Regions from separate parts of the Homo sapiens genome. Here regions 1 and 3 are each linked to region 2. The links are chromatin loops, found by intact Hi-C in ENCODE. Cell type or tissue: PC-9. All regions are shown on one strand.

Region 1 (8,000 bases), 62 kb after region 2:
GTGAATCCATCTGGTCCTGGACTCTTTTTGGTTGGTAAACTATTGATTATTGCCACAATTTCAGCTCCTGTTATTGGTCTATTCAGAGATTCAACTTCTTCCTGGTTTAGTCTTGGGAGACTGTATGTGTCGAGGAATTTATCCATTTCTTCTAGATTTTCTAGTTTATTTGCGTAGAGGCGTTTGTAGTATTCTCTGATGGTAGTTTGTATTTCTGTGGGATCAGTGGTGATATCCCCTTTATCATTTTTTATTGTGTCTATTTGATTCTTCTCCCTTTTTTTCTTTATTAGTCTTGCTAGTGGTCTATCAATTTTGTTGATCCTTTCAAAAAACCAGCTCCTGGATTCATTAATTTTTTGAAGGGTTTTTTGTGTCTCTATTTCCTTCAGTTCTGCTCTGATTTTAGTTATTTCTTGCCTTCTGCTAGCTTTTGAATGTGTTTGCTCTTGCTTTTCTAGTTCTTTTAATTGTGATGTTAGGGTGTCAATTTTGGATCTTTCCTGCTTTCTCTTGTGGGCATTTAGTGCTATAAATTTCCCTCTACACACTGCTTTGAGTGTGTCCCAGAGATTCTGGTATGTTGTGTCTTTGTTCTCGTTGGTTTCAAAGAACATCTTTATTTCTGCCTTCATTTCATTATGTATCCAGTAGTCATTCAGGAGCAGGTTGTTCAGTTTCCATGTAGTTGAGCAGTTTTGAGTGAGATTCTTAATCCTGAGTTCTAGTTTGATTGCACTGTGGTCTGAGAGATAGTTTGTTATAATCTCTGTTCTTTTACATTTGCTGAGGAGAGCTTTACTTCCAAGTATGTGGTCAATTTTGGAATAGGTGTGGTGTGGTGCTGAAAAAAATGTATATTCTGTTGATTTGGGGTGGAGAGTTCTGTAGATGTCTATTAGGTCCGCTTGGTGCAGAGCTGAGTTCAATTCCTGGGTATCCTTGTTGACTTTCTGTCTCGTTGATCTGTCTAATGTTGACAGTGGGGTGTTAAAGTCTCCCATTATTAATGTGTGGGAGTCTAAGTCTCTTTGTAGGTCACTCAGGACTTGCTTTATGAATCTGGGTGCTCCTGTATTGGGTGCATATATATTTAGGATAGTTAGCTCTTCTTGTTGAATTGATCCCTTTACCATTATGTAATGGTCACTCAGGACTTGCTTTATGAATCTGGGTGCTCCTGTATTGGGTGCATATATATTTAGGATAGTTAGCTCTTCTTGTTGAATTGATCCCTTTACCATTATGTAATGGCCTTCTTTGTCTCTTTTGATCTTTGTTGGTTTAAAGTCTGTTTTATCAGAGACTAGGATTGCAACCCCTGCCTTTTTTTGTTTTCCATTTGCTTGGTAGATCTTCCTCCATCCCTTTATTTTGAGCCTATGTGTGTCTCTGCACGTGAGATGGGTTTCCTGAATACAGCACACTGATGGGTCTTGACTCTTTATCCAATTTGCCAGTCTGTGTCTTTTAATTGGAGCATTTAGTCCATTTACATTTAAAGTTAATATTGTTATGTGTGAATTTGATCCTGTCATTATGATGTTAGCTGGTGATTTTGCTCATTAGTTGATGCAGTTTCTTCCTAGTCTCGATGGTCTTTATATTTTGGCATGATTTTGCAACGGCTGGTACTGGTTGTTCCTTTCCATGTTTAGCGCTTCCTTCAGGAGCTCTTTTAGGGCAGGCCTGGTGGTGACAAAATCTCACAGCATTTGCTTGTCTGTAAAGTATTTTATTTCTCCTTCACTTATGAAGCCTAGTTTGGCTGGATATGAAATTCTGGGTTGAAAATTCTTTTCTTTAAGAATGTTGAATATTGGCCCCCACTCTCTTCTGGCTTGTAGTGTTTCTGCCGAGAGATCCGCTGTTAGTCTGATGGGCTTCCCTTTGAGGGTAACCCGACCTTTCTCTCTGGCTGCCCTTAACATTTTTTCCTTCATTTCAATTTGGTGAATCTGACAATTATGTGTCTTGGAGTTGCTCTTCTCGAGGAGTATCTCTGTGGCGTTCTCTGTATTTCCTGAATCTGAACGTTGGCCTGCCTTGCTAGATTGGGGAAGTTCTCCTGGATAATATCCTGCAGAGTGTTTTCCAACTTGGTTCCATTCTCCCCATCACTTTCAGGTACACCAATCAGACGTAGATTTGGTCTTTTCACATAGTCCCATATTTCTTGGAGGCTTTGCTCATTTCTTTTTATTCTTTTTTCTCTAAACTTCCCTTCTCGCTTCATTTCATTTATTTCATCTTCCGTTGCTGATACCCTTTCTTCCAGTTGATTGCATCGGCTCCTGAGGCTTGTGCATTCTTCACGTAGTTCTCGAGCCTTGGTTTTCAGCTCCATCAGCTCCTTTAAGCACTTCTCTGTATTGGTTATTCTAGTTATACATTCATCTAAATTTTTTTCAAAGTTTTCAACTTCTTTGCCTTTGGTTTGAATGTCCTCCCGTAGCTCAGAGTAATTTGATCGTCTGAAGCCTTCTTCTCTCAGCTCGTCAAAGTCATTCTCCATCCAGCTTTGTTCCGTTGCTGGTGAGGAACTGCGTTCCTTTGGAGGAGGAGAGGCGCTCTGCGTTTTAGAGTTTCCAGTTTTTCTGTTCTCTTTTTCCCCATCTTTGTGGTTTTATCTACTTTTGGTCTTTGATGATGGTGATGTACAGATGGGTTTTTGGTGTGGATGTCCTTTCTGTTTGTTAGTTTTCCTTCTAACAGACAGGACCCTTAGCTGCAGGTCTGTTGGAATACCCTGCCGTGTGAGGTGTCAGTGTGCCCCTGCTGGGGGTTGCCTCCCAGTTAGGCTGCTCGGGGATCAGGGGTCAGGGACCCACTTGAAGAGGCAGTCTGCCCGTTCTCAGATCTCCCGCTGCGTGCTGGGAGAACCACTGCTCTCTTCAAAGCTGTCAGACAGGGACATGTAAGTCTGCAGAGGTTACTGCTGTCTTTTTGTTTGTGCCCTGCCCCCAGAGGTGGAGCCTACAGAGGCAGGCAGGCCTCCTTGAGCTGTGGTGAGCTCCACCCAGTTCGAGCTTCCCGGCTGCTTTGTTTACCTAAGTGAGCCTGGGCAATGGTGGGCGCCCCTCCCCCAGCCTCGCTGCCGCCTTGCAGTTTGATCTCAGACTGCTGTGCTAGCAATCAGCGAGACTCCGTGGGCGTAGGACCCTCCGAGCCAGGTGCGGGATATAATCTCGTGGTGCGCAGTTTTTTAAGCCGGTCCGAAAAGCGCAATATTCAGGTGGGAGTGACCCGATTTTCCAGGTGTGTCCGTCAGCCCTTTCTTTGACTCAGAAAGGGAACTCCCTGACCCCTTGCGCTTCCCAAGTGAGGCAATGCCTCGCCCTGCTTCGGCTTGCGCACGGTGCACGCACCCACTGACCCGCGCCCACTGCCTGGCACTCCCTAGTGAGATGAACCCGGTACCTCAGATGGAAATGCAGAAATCACCCGTCTTCTGCGTCGCTCACGCTGGGAGCTGTAGACCGGAGCTGTTCCTATTCGGCCATCTTTCCTTTTTCCTCCTGGGCCTCTTTCATAGAGCCACCCTCATGACCTAATCACCCCCCAAAAGGCCTTGCAGGTGAGGATTTCAACATAAGGATTTTAAGGGTACACAAACATTCAGACCGCAAAAGGGCCCTGAATCTCCTTCCCTCAGCTAGTGTTCTCCAGCCCAAGATTCAGCCAAGGGGAGGACATATGACTCAAGTTTGGACTCTTTGTCTATATCAGTTTTTGCTCTGGTAACAAACAGCCCCCGAATCTCAGTGACTTAAGACCAGTAACACATATTTTTTGCTCCCACGTCTGAGGGCGGGCTTTGACATGGCTCACCTCTCACCCAGCTGTGGCCCCTCTCTGGGAGATGCTGTTCTCCCGCAGAGAGGAGCAAGAGGCTGATGTAAAGCACTCAGGTGCATTTCAGGCTGCCCACACCTGGCACACGTGATGCCCACTCACATTCCATTGACCAATGCAAGTTATATGGCCAACTTGGACGCTGAGTAGAGTGGGATGGATCAACCTCGCTGCAGGGATGGAGTGGATAATTGGGAGCAGTAGCACACATCTACCACCATCCCCCGACTTTGACTTGAGAAGCTGGGACATGGACTCACTCAGCCACGGGCCCTGCTGAGCAGCTCCTGCCTCCAAACTGCCCATGCTGGCTGGCTCCTGTCTTTCCCATATGGCCTCTTCAGCCCTCTCGACAGCCCCATATGTGCATGCCCCGTCTCTTTTCATTCAGTTCCTCTTTGGGCTTATACTGGCCGCAGTCAGCTTCTGTGGCTTGCAATAATAATAATTTAAAAAACCCTCATAAGCTGACACATAGTAACCACAAATTGGGGTGATGCTAGCAGAATTCCTTTTTGGAAACGAGAGGGCTAACAATTTATATTTGCAGACAGTGCGATAAATGTGGTTGACAAGGGGAATCCAGGACAAGGGCCTGGAAGGAAGCCCAGGGGCCAGAAGAAGAGACACGAGGGTCTCCACAGGGGAGGTGGGAAGACAGCAGAGACCAACTTTGCTCATATCTCCACTTGGCCAGCTAAAAACATTTGAAGTCCTAGCCCCAGCCCCAGCCCCCAGACACCTGCATGCATCCTCTGAGGTCCCAGGCCCCAGCAGGATGGAGGCTTCCTCTTACTCCCCTCTAGTTCCCAGTTTCTCAACCCTGACTGCATATTAGAAACCTCTGGGGAATTCAAACAAACAAAGCCCGGGTTCCTCCCCAGCCCAGTTAAATCAGGCGCTCTCAGGGTGGGCCCTGGCCATGGGCATTTTTAAGAGCTCCCCAGGTGACTCTAATGAGCAGCCAGGGTTGAGACCCACTGCCCCACTTCTCCTGAACTCTGCAGTGCGTGGAGAGGCCAAGGGACTGGGAGCAAAGCCAGAAACAGGAAAACGTAGGCACTTTACAGCCTTAGGTTCCTATTTAGCAGCTTCCAGACATATTTTGTTTGATCTGCAGATAATACATTTGAGCTAACATTTAAAAATTGGGAGATTTCACATTATCCAGATTCCTTTTGTTTTTGGTTGAAAAATCTCAAGTTCTGGCATCTCAGGGCTTCTGCAACACATGACTTACACAGATGACAGGCCGAGTCCTCACAGGTAACCATCTATTCCTCGGTCCTAAATCCCTTTCTTGAGCACTCGGCCAACTGTGATCCCACTAGACCCCTACGCCTAGGCAGATACCTCAGCAGGACCAACTGAGGGGCCAAGTGCCAGCTGGGGGCTTTCTCCTCACCCCACGCTGCTCACTCCAAGTTCCTCTTTGGGTTGGTTTTTATTATTTTGGAGTTGTTGTTTTGGCTTTTAGTCACATTTAAAATGTGTTTTAAAAATCATTTTTTTGTTATATGAATTTTAGATAATTTGGAATATACAGTAAAGTATAAAGAAGAAAATGAAAATCACCTATCATCTTAACTGCCTTTTGGGTTCTGAATACACAAAGATTCTACGATGTTCTGAAAGGAAGTCCCCACTTCAGTGTGATGGAAGCCCTGGAAGCCTCCAGTGGGAACCATTTGTTCCATTGCTTTTTTCCTTTTTTTTTTTTTTTTTTTTTTTTGAGACAGAGTCTCACTTTGTCACCCAGTCTGGAATGCAGTGGTGTGGTCTCAGCTCACTGCAGCCTTGACCTCCCAGGTTCAAATGATCCTCCCACCTCAGTCCCCCAGATAGGTGCGACTATAGGCACACTACCACACCCAGCTAATTTTTGTATTTTTAGTAGAGATGGGTTTCCCCATGTTGCCCAGGCTGGTCTTGAACTCCTGAGCTCAAGCGATTGGTCCACCTCAGCCTCCCAGAGTGCTGGGATTACAGGCGTGAGCCACCCTACCCAGCCTGTTCCATTTCTTAAAAGTCAGGACATTCAACACTTTCAAAAGGCTGATCCATCTGACCTTTAATATTTGTCAGAGACAGACTCTGAGAACCCACCTTATTTTTTAGATCTGCATTTCTTCCTAATACATAATAACAAAAATTACAACTAGAAAGAAATCTTTTGGAAAGAACCTCTGCTGGGTGGCAGGCGGGGAGCTGGCAGCTGGAGGTGAAACAAGACCTCTGGCTCAGGTTGCATGTGCCCTCTGGTGGCAGCTGGGGGGTGGCTTTGGGCAGGGCTGTGTCAGCCCTCACGCTCAAGCCAGTGGTTCTCAAGGTGGGGCCCAGCCTCACTTGGGAATGTGTTAGAAATGCAGTTTTTCAGGCCCACCCCCAGACCTCATGAATGAGAAACTCTGGGGTGGGACCCAGTAATCTGTGTTTTCGCAGGTGACTTCAGGCTGTTCTGGTGAACAAGTTTGAGAATGATTGTTCTAAGGAAGTATGGGCCTGGTACTGGAGAAATGTGCCAACACGGCCTAGGGCTCCAGGAGCAAAACCCTGTCCTCCGTGCAGAGGAGGACAGGGAAGGGAACGGCGAAGAACAGGATCCAGGATATGCTGGTGCCAGGCCAAACGTGGCTCATGGAGGTCCCTGCCCACACTCACCTGCACCTCCCTCTCAACCCGAAGGCTGCAGAGCTGGGAAGCGGGCAGAATGGACCTCTCTCAGAGCAACCGGTCCAGGCTCCTTCGGACGGGGTTTAAAAGGCCCTGCCACGTGTGTGAAGCTAAATCTGGGATTCTTAGGAGAAAAATCAGGGTATCACAACAGAGTGGTCCCAGAACCCTAGAAAGCCCATCCTGAGGGGAAATAAGACTTGAACCTCAAGCAAAGACAGGAACCAAAAGCAAACGTTGAGATGGAACAAACAGAAACACTTAAAATATGCTCAAGGAGGGAGGAGAGAAAAGAAGTGTGGCCCCCTTGGTCAGATGGAAAGGAATTCTCTGAGACATTCAATCACCCAGATACCTTCCAGGAGGAAATGCTTTATAATTCAATTACTGTCAACAGAAAAAATCCCCACACTGACTCACAACGCAGCAGTACTGGCTCTTGTGGAAGTTGGTCTAAGGCTCCAGAGGGATGAAGCATGGACAGGCCCCCAGCAGGCCCCTGCTGCGAGGCTTCCAAGACAAGTGATTGTTCGCAGCACATCTAGCTGGTAAAGACATCTTTTTGCACCTGGCTAAATCAAGCAGGAGTTTGTAGAGAAAATCTGACAAAAAAGCAAGGTTTCAGACAGGCAGATGGGAGATGTCATAGTAAATATGTTACTTCAAATTTATCCCTCTCCTTCTAGAAACAATTCTGTTTATACTTGTCATTCTAATAATACTATTACAGAGATGCTCTGATTCAGTCAAGACACGGTATTTCAGATTACATGTCTAATCTAAAACCTTAATCACTCAATAAGTATTTACTGAATACCTACTATGTGGCAGTCATTGTTCTAGGTTTTGGGTTACAGCAGTAAATAAACAAAAATCTTTGCCCTCATAGAGCTTACATTCTAATGGTGAGGAAACGTAATAAACAAAATAAGTAAAAAGGAGTAAGGCTTAGAGTTCATCTTCTGCATGGCCTCTCATCATTAAACTCTTTTTTTTTTTTTTTGAGACAGAGTCTTCCTCTTGTTGCCCAGGCTGGAGTGCAGTGGCGTGATCTTGGCTCACTGCAACCTGCCTTCTGGTTTCAAGCGATTCTCCTGCCTCAGCCTCCCGAGTATCTGGGATTACAGGCACCCACCACCATGCCCAGCTAATTTTTATATTTTTAGTGGAGACAGGGTTTCACCATGTTGGCTAGGCTGGTCTCGAACTCCTGACCTCGTGATCTGCCCACCTTGGCCTCTCAAAGTGCTGGGATTACAGGCGTGAGCCACCACGCCCAGCCCAAATTTTTAATTCTAAATTTTCAAAACCTGTGTATCAGCTTTTTTCTGGACTAGAAGAGAGAGGGTGACAATGTTTAGAGTCTTCATGTTAGGAAAGTCAGCTCAGGATGGGGCTTCTAAAATAATATGCAACTGAATTACCCATTCACATCTTGTAAAATGCAGATTCAGATGGGTCTGGGCAAGAGC
Region 2 (8,000 bases):
TCTCCCAGCATTAACATTCTAGAATCTCACTTTGAAGACAGCATGAAAACCAAGATCTTGGTTGGGGCAGAGGGTGGACCACACAACATTTTACCAAACCAGGCTGGGCATGCCATGCCATCGGCTGTGTGTGACGGAGACCCAGAGTGCCTAAGCCCAGTGCACCCAGTGCACACTGGGGAGCTGTCACAGGAAGGGTCTGACAGCCGGCAAAGTGGACTCCCAGGCTGCAGGGACTCCAGCGCTGCCTGCTGAGCCAGGGCTGCCCTTTCTCACAGCTCTCATGGGAGCCAGGCTGTTCTCCCCTCCTGATGAACTGACTCACTGATGGCCACTCTGTGCCAGGTGCTAGGCTGGGCACTGAGGCCATGGGGCAAATCAGACAGGCATGTCCTCAGGGAGCTCCCAGGCTAGCACATGCAGTCGCCAACCATTCTACCCTTCCTTTGATGCCCAGCAGGAATATGCCCCTCTTCTAAGAGCCTGACCTGGCTTCCCCAGCTGCCATACCTCAGCTCTGACTTCCAATGTCCCGCTGGCCTACTGCAAGCCCAGCTCATGCCCGGGGACTTTCCAGGGCACCATGAACTATAACCCCTGGACTGCGAGGGGGTCAAGAGCAGCTGTGCCTCAGTCACCCTGAGACAGGCCGTGCTGGGGCTCAGCAGGTGCAGTCAGAATTGCTGTCTGGCAACAAGGATTCATGACACAGCCCACATCTGTCCTGGCCACAAACGCACCATCTGATCCAGTACCTCTGTGCTGGACACTTGGCTAAGGTTACTCTGGGCTGGGTTCAGAAGTTCCTAAGCAAGCAAGGTCATCCTGATTTGCCAATGTCCCAAGTGACCTGCAGAGGCAGGGCCACCCAGCACAGTGGGGAACACACTGGCTCTGAGTCCCAGGCCTGCCTCCTAATAGCTGTGTGAGGCTGGCTGATCATGTAACCGCCACAGGCCTTGGTATCATCATCTCTAAAATGGGCTAACAATACGTGCAAGCACAGGGGCCGTGCAGCAGCTTAAACTAGCTGGTACGTGTGGATGCTGCTGGTGTTCAAGATGTGCACCCTCCTTCCTGCCCTTCCGAGGCTGGCATTCACCTCCCAGAGGAAGGCTTCCTTCTCTGAGGGGCACCAATGCTCACTGTGGGCCCCACTGGCAGGCTGAGCAGTGCCACTGGGGACAAAGCAGGGTCTCAATGCAATGAGACATACCCCTGTGGAGTTCTAAACTAGGCATGTCCAGAGAAGTGGCCCCAAAGGGCAGCCACTGGGGAAGAGGTGGGATCTGCTCTGGTGTCTAGCTAGGAAGTCAGCCTCTGCCTGTGGAGACACCCACTGGCCAGCAGCTTCCAGTGTCTTCCGTGGTAGCTGGGGCTGCTGGCGAGGCAGAGCAGGGCACACCAGGTCGGTTGGGGTTTGCCTTGATCTGCACGGAGAGGCACTGTGCAGTGGAAATCCGGAGCGCTGGGGTCAGAGAGCAGGGTTCAAATCCCAGATCCCCGAGTGGATGTGAGACTTTGGTCAACTTGTTGATCCTCCTTCACCCTCAGCTGCCTCATCAGGAAAATGGGACTAGGACCACCTACCTGGTAGCATGTGAGGTTGCAAGGACTAGTATCACCAGTGTTAGGTGCAAAAGACCTAACAGGCCCAAGGGTTACTTTATTTTTATTTTTATTTTGAGAAGGAGTCTCATTCTGTCGCCCAGGCTGGAGTGTAGTGGCCCGATCTCGGCTCACTGCAAGCTCCACCTCCTGGGTTCATGCCATTCTCCTGCCTCAGCCTCCCAAGTAGCTGGGACTACAGGCGCCCGCCACCACGCCTGGCTAATTTTTTGTATTTTTAGTAGAGACGGGGTTTCACCGTGTTAGCCAGGATGGTCTCGATCTCCTGACCTCGTGATCCGCCTGCCTCGGCCTCCCAAAGTGCTGGGATTACAGGTGTGAGCCACTGCGCCCGGCCGGGTTACTTCTTAATATACAAACGGGCACCTCCTCTGATGAGCACCTGGGAATGGCCGGAGGAAGACCAGGCCCCAAGCCAGCCCCCCAGATGTGAATCTGCCCCTATTCCCTAGCCAGGCTTGTTGAAAAGTCCCCAGATGTACATGGGATGGGATCTCTTCCTGGGAGAGCAGACCCCAACATCCACCCAGTGAAGCTGAAAGTCACGTCAAATCTGAAAGGCGACTTTGTTCTCCCTGGCTTCATCCCTTATGCATGAAAGAGCAGACGGCTGGCGCTCAGGATTCATAATCCGAGACATCCGGAGACTAAAGACATTGGCCAAATTTAAACCGAAAGATAAACTTGTTGGGTGTCTTTTCAGATTATGAGGGAAAGAAGAAAGGGGAGGATTTCTTAGTCATCCATGAACCACTGAGAATTCACAGGGAGTCAGCCTGATGCTGATATGAGGGCTCTGCCTCTGGGTTCTGGACGCTTAAAATACCAGTTTCAAAGGGATAAAGAGATACATGTCCAAGTGGACCCCCACAAGCCACAGCTGAGGGGCAGAGGCCTGGGGAATCTCCGGAGAGTGGCTGAAAGAACCTGAAGAGAGTGGCCTTTCTGTGAGGGTCACCGCACAGGTCAACAGGTGGTCTCGGGCAGCATATGGCCAGACTGGGCTCCTGGGAAGCCAGGACATGGCGGGGTAAGGGCCACACAGGTTGGCGGCTCAGCTGTGGCCCCGCCCAGCACTTGAAGCACAGCTGCCTTCCTCTCCCAGCCCAGTGTCCTCAGCAGTAACGGGAGCTAATGCCATCTGCCATCTGCGCTCAGCACAACCGTTGCAATATGGTGCAGAGCTCAGCACAACACCCGGCACATAGTAAGAGCTCAGTTAACACTGGTTGCTAACTATTTTACTTTACCATTTTTAGACATATTGAGTTCCAGTTGCCTTTGGTTCTGAGATAACCTGAATGCACAAGTGTTCTACCAACAATGTGATGATGGTCACCACTGAGTCACACAAAACCCAGGGTGGTAAAAAGCGGGGAGGTCATTGCACCATTTTCACAGACGGGAAAATCAAGGCTCAAGAGGTGACTGATCAAGTGTCACAGCCTCCAAGTGGCAGAGCTAGGGCTAGACCCTGAGTCTCTCAAGACACTGAAATACTTCCCACCATCCCCCAACACACCCAAACCACACATCCTGAGTTCATCTGGGCCACGCCTGGACCCCTGTCCCCAGTACTGAGACCCAGGCCCAGTCCACGTTCAGCCCGGAGCAAGTCTGTGGAATGATAAAGTGTTGCGGATCCAAAAAGTGATGGAAATAATGGACATCCTCTCTGTGGAAAACGCCCACGTGGACACGTACACAACCTCATGCACACTGCAGGGGACTCACAGCCTGGCCACAGTCCCCCGCCGGGGCTCTCAGACGCTTCAGCCGATGCACCAGATCCCTGGTGTAGCCTCCATGAGTCATCCAGAGGTGACCTCATCACACACACACCCAGCTGCTGGGTGAAAAGGGGGCCCCACTGGGCCTTCAACCCCAGGAACCTAAGACCATCACCCCCACTCAGTGCTGCCCCTGGGCACGCGGCCCCACCCAGCCTGTGGTCACTGCTGCTGCCATCCCCAAAGGGCAGGAGCCGCCGGACGCTGCCGCCAGTCTACTCCACCTGATGAGCGTTGCTTGAGTTTCAAAACGAGAACATTTATTATTTGTTTTTTCCTCATTAAAGTTTCACAAATAAAGCACAGCAAGACTTGTCTGCAGACACACAGGAGGCACACGGACAGCCCGTCAACCAGAGATGGAGACGAAGGCCAGCGTGGCTCTCACAGGGCAGCGCTTCTCAGAACCCCTGGCCCCCCTCGTGCCAAGGCTGGCCTGTGTCAGGCCTCGCCCACGCCGCCTTATGACAAATAGAGGCCGGTGCCAAGGAGGTGGCTACAGAGCAGGGGCAAGGAAGTTATCCTCATGTTCTGATAATGACCCTGCAAATCCCACCCCACCCTCAGGCACCTCCGTCTAAGGTGTCCGGTTACTCCAGGTAAGGAGGTTCCCAGGAGGGCCGTGTTTTCCCTAGGGCTGATGAAACTTGCTCCGACAAGCCAGGCCACTGGGAGGCACCTCAGGATGGAAAAGATGCTGGAGGCTTTGCTGGCTTTCAGGATGCCGGGAGCCCCACGGGGGCAAAAGGGGAGGAAGGAAAGCGATTCTAAAGACAGATTGCTGCTGGTCTGTCCCGACCCAGGGTCACAGTGTCAGCAAAGAGAACAGCATGATTCTGACAGGGTTGGATTTTGTTTCACCCTCGGAATGAGCAGACTTCAAACACTTGCATTTTCACGGAAATCAACAAGAGAGACAGCTAGCAGGACACGAGGCTCCTGCCAGTTCTGTGTGGAAAGGCACCAGATGGTTTGTTATGAAACACATTTTGGTCAGAAAATAGCTGGGGTTTTTTGGTTCCTGGGAGGACAACAAAGCTAGAAGAAAAGGAGGTGTGAGTTGCGTGAGGAGGAGGCAGAGAAGAAAGCAGCTTTGGCATCAGACCTGGGTTCTACTCTTCACTCTACCCCTCCACGCTTGAGGCCTGTTTCCTCATCTGTAAAGTGGTCATAGAATATTTCCAAATAAATCTAGGTGTCAGGTTTCACACATCATCCCAGGAAGTATGGGGAGGCGGGGCGCAGACACTCAAACGGACACACAGAAACCAGAGGAAGAGCACAGCCTTGCGTGGAGGGGAGAAGGCAGGCAGGGGCCCGACGGAGGGCGGTCACAGAGATGATCCCCGTGTCAGTCCCTGGGAGCAGGGAGCAGCCAGTTACACTGGTTCCAAGCACAGGTGGAGACCATCCACGGGGACCTTGGGCCCCTTCTCCTGGAGGAAGGGCAGAAGGAAAGCTGGACTCAATGCAGCACCATGGAGGAGCCCTCAGGGTCACACCTGCTGTTAATGCTTTAAAGTGCCAAGCTGTATCGTCTTTGGTCAGGAGCTGCCCCTTAGTCTCTAAGAGCCTGGGGTCCAGGGCTCAAACCCCCGCCTGCTGGGCCCTGAGGAAGCAGAGCAGGAGGACACATTCCCCTTCTGCGGCTGTGGGTGCTCTCCTGTGCTGGGGGGTGGGGGGAAAAATCACTGAAATCCAACAGCTTTCAGGAAGCAGGATGCCCCCAGGGAAATTTGGGTCCTTAGAAAGAGAGAAGGGACTAGAAATGCTTTGGTCACAGTCCTGATACCCACAGCCAGGGCAGAGCTTGCTCCAGGAGAGCAAGCGGGAGCCGATTACAGCACTGCACATGTCACGCAGCAGGAGACGTGCCTGACGCAGACTGGCTTCTGAGCATAAGCCAGAAGTCACTGAATAAATATTCAAGGCATCTTTTGGTTCTCAGAGAAAGAGCAGGGCTTAAAAGAAAAATCTCTCCCCTGCCTGACTGGCTGCAGCTCTGATCTTCAGGCTGACAATGCTGAGGGCTGGGAGAGGTGGCAGGCGGGCCCCAGAACTGGCTCCCCCGCAGCAGGTGGCTTTGGTCCATCACGTGTCAGGGCCGCTTGTGTCCGGCTGGCCCCGGGCCCTCAGAAGCTGAAGAGGTCATCCTGCTCTGTGCCGCTGCTGTCAGGCTTGTCCCAGTCGACAGGCGAGAGGCACTGGGCGTAATGCATGTCCTGGGCTGTCAGGCCAGTGTCCAGGACCTGAGGGTTTGTCCGAGACTGGGCAAGCCTGGAAGGCAGAGCTGTGTGAGCCGAGAGCCTGGGTGAGGGCTGGCGCGCCCCAGGGTCAGACGCGAGGGGGCACCAGTGGGGAACAGCAGGGCACATGGCCCAAGAAGGAAGCCCCCGGTGCAGGGGAGGTGGAGTAACCTCAGATCAAAGCACCTCCCCTTGAGAGTCAAACAGCTCAGAAAAGTCAGGGGCAGCCAGCGGTGCACCCACCCCCGGGAGAGGCCAGAGCACCCACTCTGTGCCCCAGCTCAGTCAGGACATGCCCAGGAAAGAGGAGAAGGGGCTGGTAAAGGGAGCAGCGGGGGTGGGGGTGGGGTGGGGAACAAGCTGTGGGAGGGAACACGGAAGATTCTTTGGCTATAACTGTGTCAACACCGTGCTGTTCGAAAAATAAATTTACAAAGGGAGACAACCTACATGTCCAAAAGAATAGGGGAGAGTCAAGTAAATTATAGCAGCTTCCCTTAAGAGAATGTTAGGCAGTCAATGGAAGAGGTGTTTACGAGGAGCTTTTAACAGCCTGGAGCAATGCTTCTGACACATCGCTGTTAAGTGAAAAATCAGGATCCCAAAATGCAAATACGATGAGCTGATCAATGCAAAATAATGTATATGTATAGGATTAGCATGAATTAAGCCCAAAACTCTGGGCTGTGGGATTACAGGATGGTGTTACTTTCTGTTTAATGCTTTGCTGATTTTCAAAATTGTTAATAAAGGGCACATGATGCTCAAAATAATGTGGAGAAAGCAAACAAAAGATTTTCTTCAGAGGGCAGGTGTCGTCAGCCAGTGAGGCAGGGAAGGTGTCACTGTCGCCCTCGCCCCAGGCTGGACCAAGGGGTTTCCACTAGTCCCTGGCAAGAAGGAGGCAAGGAAGAGGAAGGAGGAGGCAGGAGGGCAAAGACCCTGACTCTGTCCCCACCCGCTGGACCAAAAATCGCTGACTCCAACCCCAAACAAAGCCCCTGATGTGGGAGGGCTGTAGGAGGCTGCTGAGGGTCTCAAGTGAGAAAGGGAGGCCTGACAGACGGGGACCCAGGGCTCGGAACCCTGACCTGCCCAGGCCTCTCCTCAGCCACAGCCTTCTCAGTGGCATGTCCCCAAGCTGCAGGGGGCCACAAGGATGGCCCCTGGGAAAACGGGGAAATGCCACCAAAGGCTATACCAAAACACCTCCTCACTGTGCCTGACCTTCCCTGCTATGGAACGCTTCACGAGCTTCATTAAACACTTTCTCCCTTCCCCTGTTCATAAACACAGACCTGTGGAGGGAGCAAAGCCTGTAAAAAAAAAAAAAAGCCCATTTTTGAAGGCCACGCCTCCTCAAGTCGGAGGAAATCAACTTGAGCTGCAGTGTGTTTCGCTCACCTCAGACTGCGGCAGAGCAGCCACCAGGAATAGTTTTTGACTCAACAGTAAGAACTTTCTAACAGCTCTGGACAACGCTGGAAGGGGTTTCCTCCCCAGTGAGCTCCCTGCCCCTGGAAGCATTTGAGTGGAGGGATGGGACTGTTGCTCTGGAGGGGGTCTGAGTGGCTTGTGTTCTTAATCAGGGGAAAGGTCCCCAGGAGAAAGGGCAGCAGGGCCAGCCCACGCACACCAGGCCCCCTACCCAGCACAGGAAGCTAGCATTACCTCGAAAACGCTTCATCCAGGCCATCATCCAGCTCCTTGGGGAAAACAAAGCAGGAGATAAGAACTATGTTTGGGGGAGCCCATGCTCACAGCTGGGGCTTGTCCCAGCCCTGGGTAAGCTACAGGGACTCAGGACACAAGCTCAGGGTGGGCGCCTGGAGGCACGGCCTCAGGCAGGCCTCCTGCCTGGGTGCATCGCCAGCATCTCAGCCCAAGGACCCAAAGCTGGAGACGTGGGAGAGGAGAAAGGCCATGTCCCAGGGTGTCTGGAGACCCAGGTGGGTTCAGTGCCCTGGTCCATGCTACCTGCCCGTGAGACCTTGGGCAAGTCACTGCTCCACGTTGAAACTCAGCTTTTCCTTCAATAAGAGGAGGGCATTGGACCTGATGACTTCTATGGCTTTCAAATTCCAAAAGGAAGAGGGTGGGGAAGGGAGTTTTCTTGCCTTCATTTACTTCCAAAAGCCAAGCCAAAATTCCAAGTTCATGAGGGATAACTGATGCCAGGAGTCCCACAGCCTCAGCAGAAAAGCGACAGGTGAGGTCCCTCCATGGCCTTCTGGTGAGGATGGGCAAGTGGCAAGGGTGGTTCCCAAACAGCAGAGAACAGGCTCGAGGGACACCAGGGGAGCCCCCAGTACCCAGATTTTTAAAAATTAAAGAG
Region 3 (8,000 bases), 140 kb before region 2:
GTCTGTTTCCTCATCTATAAAGTGGGTATGGCACCATCTCACCTGACTGTGATGAGGGTGCAATGTGGTAACACAAAAGCACCCAACACATCCCTCCATCTCCTTGTTCCCCACCCCCACCTCATTATGAGAGGACATGACATATAGTAGAAAGAGCACTGGACTGAGAGGCAGGCAGGAGGCCTGTGTGACCCCAGGCAAGTTATTTACCTCATCTGTAATGACCTCAGTTTCCCCATCTGTAATGGGAAAATGGGAAGACTAGTTCCTAACTCTGGCCAGCCTCAAAGGGGTAAGGTTAGAAGGATTATGCAAGAAGATTCATATCAAAGTATTTCTAAAATATAAAATATTGGACAACTGCATAGATGATCCTAGTATCTGAGGCAGTGGGGAGTTTAATCCCAAGTCAATATCAAAAGGCCACTGGCTTGGAAAGTATCTGAGAAAGTCCCTGGTAAATTTCATTCCATTCCAGCTGGGGTCTTGGCACTTGCATTTTCCTGAGCCCAGCCCCAGGGACCGTGGGAATCCACAGATCTGCAGGGATGAGACACAGCCGATGCCCACCGCCATGCAGGAGCCTAAGACCTACTAGGCTGAAAGTCACCCCAGGGCACTAAGCCAGGGAGGGTTGAAGCGGGTGGAAGATCATCAGGGAGAGAGTAGGTTTTCCTATTCGAGAAGTGAAAGGCGGTTTGAATGGCTGTCCTCCATGCCTTGGATTGTAGGTGGCATTTACTGCTCAAGGAGAAGGGACTCAAGACAGGTAAGCAGTTTCACAAAGACCTCTAAACATGCTAGAACCATCAGGATAGCTCACCTTTCTGCCACCTTTACAAACCCTCCCAACAGGCCAAGGCCCCTTCTCCCAGGAAGCCGCCCCAGATTACCAGCATGAGCCTATGTGCTCACTCACTTCTTCTGCTAGGCTGGGGCTGCTGTGGAAAGCTCCATAAGTGGCCCATCTCCTCTCCAGACCCTCCCTGAGAGCAGCCCACCCAGGGGCTTCCCCAGGGGCTTTACAGCAAGTGAAATCAACAAGGTGCCTAACGGGCACGTTAGTATGTGCAAACCACCCAAAAATGTCTTCTATAACTGGAGGTTAGACGTGGGGAGCCAGACAAAAGAGCTCCCCTGCCAAGACGCCGGCCGAGCATAGCAGAACGCTGGTTTGATCCAGTACTGTTACTTTCCACAAGATTCATTCATTACTTCTGCAGACATTTATTTAGCACCTACTATATGCCAACATTGAGGGCCTGGAGCTGCTGTTGTTATGACTGCAAAATAAGTAGGTGGCCCTGCTGGACTTTCCTAAACTCACCCAGCTTAGCTGGTCTTGTCGCCTCCTCTGTGGTCTGCATCAGGATGAGCAGGGCCTGGGCAGAGGGATGGCGCTCCCTGACACACTCACTGTGAGTCCATTTAAACAAACATTCCTGAAAGCTGTTTACACATCTCTTCTTAAAGACCAAATTTTTAAATTTCCCAATTCTGTCTCATGATCTGAATGAAAGGAATCTTTTAGTAAAATAAAGAAAGTATCCTCTTTCACACACAGGACAGCACGGCTTGCAAAGACTGATCACTTCCTCCCACCAAGACAAGCAGTGGCCTGGGCTGCGCACCCACGGAGGAGGGGAGGAAGTGGGGCCCGGGGCAGGCTTGCAGCACGCAGGGGAGGGGCGGGGCCGCAGGGAGGAGGGGCGGGGCCGCAGGGAGCAGGGCCTGGCACACAGTGGTGCTCAATACATGCAGAATGAGTGCTTCAATAAAAATATGTCCTTTAGTTCTGTCCTTTTGATCAAACGGAGCTGAGCTCAGCACCAACAGGGACCAGGTATCTGGTCCATTTATCTCAAACCCAGGAAAGGCATGTCCAGCTTTGGCCTGAGGAGATGAGAATTCAACTTCTTTCTCCCACACTGACCCATCCATGAGCGATTTGACTTTAGAGATGTCTGAGTGGGAAGGAGTCTGGTGTGATAGAAGGCAAAAATGTTCCTGGTGTCCTACTTCTCCCTGTAGCCCTGACTTTGGCCATGAGACTTAGCGGTTGTTCCCATCAAGAGATGGAGTCTCTCTCTTCACTCCTTGTGTCCAGGCTGGCCAATTAACTTACTCTGACCAACAGGATGCAGAGGAAGTGACTGTGTGCCAGTTCTGAGCCTAGGTCTTAAGAGACTGTGTGCTTCTGTCTGTTCTTTTGGACCCTATCTCTGCCATGAGAGAAGTCCAGGTCCACATGGAACAGAGCTGAGTCATCTAACCAAAGCCATCCTAGACCAATCCTGGCCTAGCTAAGACCCACAGACTCAAGAAATAATAAATGGTCTTTGTTTAAGCCATTAAGTTTCAGGGTGGTTTGTTACACAGCAACCGTTAGTTGATACAATGAGTTCAGCCTTCCAAACAAGTGAGGACCCCGAGGCCTAGAGAGGGGAGAGACCTTCCCTAAGACCACAGCTGCCAACGCAAGAGTCCAAGTAAGAAACCACTCACCCAGGGTCCCATCAACTATACTCAACCTTGACCTTTCTTTAAGAATTCATTGTTTTCATCTTTACTAAGTCATCAGCCTTCAGGTTCTGAACAAAGGGCAGCAGCAGGTACTTGAAGGTCACTGAGCAGCCACGACAAGGGAAAGTCTATCTCGCTATTTCCTATCCTGCTACCTCTGAGGTTCTAGAATCATGCTTCCAGAAAGCCACTGGGTCCCCGCAATTTACAACCAAGTGTTTCCATGAAAATCAAACCATAGTAGCCTTTCCCCACTCTGTAAAAAATTACAGAAATCAATAGGATTTTTAATATTAATAGTAATCTATAAAAGGTACTTAGAATAGCACTTGGCACACAGTACATGTTCAATAAATGTTAGCAACTATTATTATTAAGGTCTGTTCTGACACAGCTTTCTTAAACCTTTGGTGCCTGTTACCATTTGTCAGCCAGCAGGCAAGATGAATGAACAACAACAAGCACAGTGAACATTTACTGAATGCCTGGGCAGGCCAGGCTTTTACATATGACATTGCAGTTCATCTTCTCAACACTTGTTTGAGGTACCAACCCCATCTTACAGATGTGGAAACAGAGGCTCAGTGAGATTAATTTACCCAAGGTCAATAAATCTAGGAAGTGGCAGAGCAGGATTCCCACCCCAGCTGTCTGACCCATGCCAGTGGGAGAACAGCAATGATTACTCACCTCTGTTTTCTCCAGTGCTTAGCAGAGTATGGATTGAACAAAAATGCAGAATGAGTATATAAATAAACTTCCAGGGGCTCAACAAGAATATAGTGTTTCCAGCTGGGCTCAGTGGCTCATGCCTGTAATCCCAGCACTTTGGGAGGCCAAGGCAGGCAGATCGCCTGAGGTCAGGAGTTCGAGACCAGCCTGGCCAACACAGTGAAACCCTGTCTCTACTAAAAATACAAAAATTAGCTGGGCGTGGTTGCGGGCGCCTGTAATCCTAGCTACTCGGGAGGCTGAGGCAGGAGAATCGCTTGAACCCGGGAGGCAGAAGTTGCAGTGAGCCGAGACTATGCCACTGCACTCCAGTCTGGGCGACAAGAGTGAGACTCCATCTCAAAAAAATAAAATAAATAAATATAGATAGATAGATAGATAGATAGAGTTTCCTTCTGCTAGAAAGGCTAACGTTACGAAGACTGACAGTATCAGGCATTGGTGAGGAATCTTCATGCATTCCTCTACCCCTGCCACCCCAGGCCCTTGCAACTTAAAGGACATTTACTGTAACCAAGACGGCGGGGAGGCAATGCAGCCACATCTGATTAACACAACTGAATAGGGCTCACAGAGCCCTGGGTAAGAGCATGGGCTTTGGAGCTGGAGAGTTAGGGTGGACAAGAAACATCTGCGTGCCTGCCTCCCAGAACACTGGTTTGATTCAGTACTGTTACTTTTGACAGGACTCATTCATTGCTTCTGCAGACATTTATTGAGTACCTACTACATGCCAGCATTGAGGGCCTGGAGCTGCTGTTTTTATGACTGCAAAATAAGTAGGTGGCCCTGCTGGACTTTCCTAAACTCACCTAGCTTAGCCGGTCTTACTGCCTCCTCCGTGTTCTGCATCAGGTCTCTGAGTGTCCCTTCTCCTTGAGCAGTAAATGCCACCTACAATCCAAGGCATGGAGGACAGCCGTCTATACCGCCTTTCACTTCTCAAATAGGAAAACCTACTCTCTCCCTGATGATCTTCCACCCCCTTCAACCCTCCCTGGCTTAGTGCCCTGGGGTGACTTTCAGCCTAGTAGGTGTTAGGCTTCTGCATGGCGGTGGGCATCGGCTGTGTCTCATCCCTGCAGATGTATGGATTCCTGCGGTCCCTGGGGCTGGGCTCAGGAAAATGCAAGTGCCAAGACCCCAGTTGGAGTGGAATGAAATTTACCAGGGACTTTCTCAGATACTTTCCAAGCCAGTGGCTTTTTTTTTTCTTCTTTTGACAGCGTTTCGCTCTTGTTGCCCAGGCTGGAGTGCAGTGGTGCAATCTCAGCTCACTGCAACCTCCACCTCCCAGGTTCAAGTGATTCTCCTGCCTCAGTCTCCCAAGTAGCTGGGATTACAGGAGCGCAGCAACTGCCCAACTAATTTTTGTATTTTCAGTAGAGACAGGATTTCTCCACGTTGCCCAGGCTGGTCTCAAACTCCTGACCTCAGGTGATCCGCCTGCCTCGGCCTCCCAAAGTGCTGGGATTACAGGCATGAGCCACTGTGCCTGGCTGCAACTCCATCTTGAATAGGGACTGGGTAAAATGAAGCTGAGACCTACTGGGCTGCATTCCCAGGAGGTTAGGCATTCTTAGTCACAGGATGAGATGGGCGGGGGTAGCTGAAGATACAGGTCACAAAGACCTTGCTGATAAAACAGGCTATGGTAAAGAAGCTGGCCAAAGCCCACAAAAACCAAGATGGTGATGAAAGTGACCTCCCATTGTCCTCATTGCTCATTAGGCACTAATTATAATATATTAGCATGCTAAAAGGCACTCCCACCAGCGCCATGACTATTTATAAATGCCATGGCAACATCAGGAAGTTACCATATATGGTCTAAAAAAGGGAGGAACCCTCAGTTCAGGGAATTGCCCACCCCTTCCCTGGAAAACTCATGAATAATCCATCCCTTGTTTAGCATATGGTCAAGAAATAACTGTAAGTATATTCAGTCAAGCAGCCCAGGCTGCTGTTCTGCCTATGGAGTAGCCATTCTTTATTCCTTTACTTTCTCAATAAACTTACTTTCACTTTATGGACTCGCCCCAAATTCTTTCTTGTGTAAGGTCCAATGAACTTTCTCATGGGATCTGGATTGGGACCCCTTTCTGGGAACAAAAGGAGCAAACAGCTGCTCTCCTACAGCCAGTTCATGACTTCTGACAGGGTCCATCCTGGGGGTCCATCCCAGCCTCCCCCAGATAGGAACAGAAGCCACAATCCTTGCCCCAGGCAGTTCCTCATAGAGTGACTAAACAGAGGCTACAGGCCCTTCCTTTCTACTCCCAATATTTGTTTCCCACGCCTGCATCTTAACTGTTTGCAGCTGTCTTCCATTTGACAATTACAAGCAATGTAAATGCAGATCCAGGTCGGGTTTATCTCTGAAATCTCCAGGGCCTAATCCACTACTTGGATTTCTGTAGCGGTTCAACAGTGGCTCACTGAATGAACAAATGAATGAATGGTAAGTCCTGTCCAGTGGCTGGTTCATTGTACCAGGGACCCTGATGATAAGGAGGAAGAGGCGAAGTTGTTCAAGGTTACAGCAAAGCTCAGAGCAGAACAGAAGCTGACCTTCCCAACCTCAAGGCCTGAAGTAGCCTTTCCCAGTTGGTCTGCACCCTTTAAAAGCCCTCAAATGCATTTTCTCCTCCAGATCAAGTTACTTCAGAGGCAAACCAATTCTCTTGTTAAGTAAAAAGAATGTGAAAAGATTACGTATTGATTGCCTTCCTCCCTGGGTTTTACAGATAAAGCCCCCCTACCTGGGCTCTGCACAGAGCACTGATGGGCCAAGTGGCAGCTTGACGGTAAGTCCAGGGGCCAGCACTTTGAATGGTGTGATTTTAGTGCTTTGGAAATCTCTGCCTCGTGCTGATGGCTTTATACGTTGGCATTTCCGCTCCCTGAGTTTTAAAGAATAAGAAATCTGTGGCTGATCACATATTCAGCAACCAAGTGTACTTATTTGAAGACCCAAATTGCAGAAATAACTCATGTGATTAGTTGAATGAATATGAGTCTGGATCATCAAGCTCAATCTATGGATAAATCGGGAAGAGATAACTGGGCCAAGTGGAGGGCAAGCCCTCCCCATTCTGTCTCTTCTGCTGGACCAAGACATTCCCTGCAAGGCAACTAAGGTGGGAATCCTACAGCCCCTGCTGCTTGGAGATGGTATGCCCTATTCTGCCTGTGTACTGGAACCAGCCACACCCTGTTCCCCATGGCACAGGCAGCTGGAACTCTGATTATCCCCAAAGGACAGAGCCACTGACAAACAGCCAGGCCTAGTAGGGTCATGAGAGGAGGGCTCTGCTCTTACCTCTGGGCCACAAGCCTGTCTTAAGTGCTTGCAGGTGAGTAGTCTGTGCAAAACAGGTGGCCCGCTTCAGGGCCCTGGCCTTAGATTTGCCCAGTCTAGGGGCATTCTCACCAAGTAAATCACCCACATCCCCTGTCTAGCATTGTATCTCACTCAGCATTCTTCTTTTCCCAGAACACTCTCTGCTGAGGACTCAGACTCCCAGGCTGCCCTGCGCATGTCCAACTCTCCCTAGAATGGCCTGCAAGGATTCCCCCCCGCCAGAGTCCAGTCTCTGTAAAGAACCTGGTCTAGGGAGAGCACAGACTCTCCCAGCACAACTTGGCTGAGCCCCGACCAACACGCCCACAACTCCCCTAAGGCAGGTCTCCAGTGGCCACATGTTCCCGTCTCTGGATGGTTCCCTAGAAGGTACCTCCCAGGGACTGAGAATCCAGGAAGGGGTGCTAGATGCACATCTGGGTCATGTGGGACAATGCTTTGTGATCCTTCAGGCATGGCACAAACACTGCCGATTCTTCCTTCCCTGTTCCTGTTATGCAAGTGTGGGTGTGAGAGGACTCCAGGAGACCACAGGGTAAAGAGCTGGAAGAGAGGAAGCAAGGGACAGGCATCCTTATACCATGCAGCAAGGCTAAACAGACCTAACCTTTTGCATCAGAAGCTTCTGGGGTCAGAGAGCTTGGGTTCCAATACTGGCTCTGCAGTTTGCCAGCTGTGTGACCCCAAACAAGGTACCCAACCTCTCCATGACTCAGTTTCCTTATCTGTAAAATGTGGATATTTCTGTATAGAATCATGTGTAAGATTCAATAGATTATTTATTTATTTATTTATCTGACATAGGGTCTTGCTCTGTCACCGAGGCTGGAGTGCAGTGATGCAATCATAGTTCACTGCAGCCTCAAACTCCTGGGCTCAAGTGATCCTTCCACCTTAGCCTCTTGAATACCTAGGACTACTGGCATGTGCCACCATACCCAGCCAATTTTTAAATTTCTTGTAGAGACAGGGTCTCCCTAAGTCGTAGACTTTCCAGGTCTCCTGGCCTCAAATGATCCTCCTGCCTTGGCCTCCTAAAGTGTTGGTATTACAGGCGTGAGCCACCATGCCTGACTGATAATATACTTAAAGCCCTTAGCAGAGTGGCACGTGGTAAATGCTTGAAAATGTTAGCTAGTCCTGTTCTAAAAACTTATCCTAAGACAACACTAAGGCAAATGTGTAAAGATTAGTGACCCAAATTAAGACACTCATCTCACCAGTGCTTAGATTGGCCCAAAATCAGAAATAACCTAAATGTCCAGTAAATGCAATATAATAGACTATATAACAACAGTCCATCCATGTGATAGAATACTGGACAGCCATCGACTATGACACTTCAGGTGTTTACCATCTGACAGCTTCAGAAGATCCCAAA

What was found. Hi-C counts contacts between places; a loop is a spot of excess contacts. Peaks named below come from ENCODE experiments on the same cell type or tissue, not always from the same donor. Only the 100,000 strongest peaks of a DNase experiment are listed, where the experiment ranks them.
Region 1: it touches region 2 in a loop (10-fold over the local background); 9 of 110 quality-filtered maps call a loop at or near these places.
Region 3: a loop joins it to region 2, with 3 times the contacts of the local background. A loop is called at or near these places in 2 of 110 quality-filtered maps.

Annotation. Positions count from the first base shown.
Region 1 is chr1:25,502,104-25,510,103 of GRCh38, reverse strand. No RefSeq gene overlaps it. Among named protein-coding and RNA genes, the nearest start is that of LDLRAP1, 38 kb to the left of the region's middle. RefSeq lists enhancers at 2,694-3,603, 5,909-6,474, 6,475-7,042. In PC-9, CTCF peaks have their summits at 5,905 and 6,104 (motif pointing left); a DNase peak (open chromatin) is centred at 6,183; H3K4me3 peaks cover 841 bases.
Region 2 is chr1:25,564,544-25,572,543 of GRCh38, reverse strand. It overlaps LDLRAP1 (low density lipoprotein receptor adaptor protein 1), which reads right to left. Exons shown (of 9, transcript NM_015627.3): 8 at 7,337-7,371; 9 at 3,658-5,696. The coding sequence ends at 5,552. Among named protein-coding and RNA genes, the nearest start is that of LDLRAP1, 25 kb to the right of the region's middle. RefSeq lists enhancers at 3,581-4,304, 4,305-5,029, 5,030-5,753. In PC-9, a CTCF peak has its summit at 4,072 (motif pointing right); DNase peaks (open chromatin) are centred at 3,513 and 3,973; H3K4me3 peaks cover 1,073 bases; H3K27ac peaks cover 3,535 bases.
Region 3 is chr1:25,705,359-25,713,358 of GRCh38, reverse strand. All of the region lies in intron 2 of MAN1C1 (mannosidase alpha class 1C member 1), which reads right to left. Among named protein-coding and RNA genes, the nearest start is that of SELENON, 91 kb to the left of the region's middle. RefSeq lists enhancers at 3,810-4,785, 4,786-5,761, 5,762-6,737, 6,738-7,713. In PC-9, no CTCF peak of the experiment used is centred here; DNase peaks (open chromatin) are centred at 4,858 and 5,538; H3K4me3 peaks cover 686 bases; H3K27ac peaks cover 1,956 bases.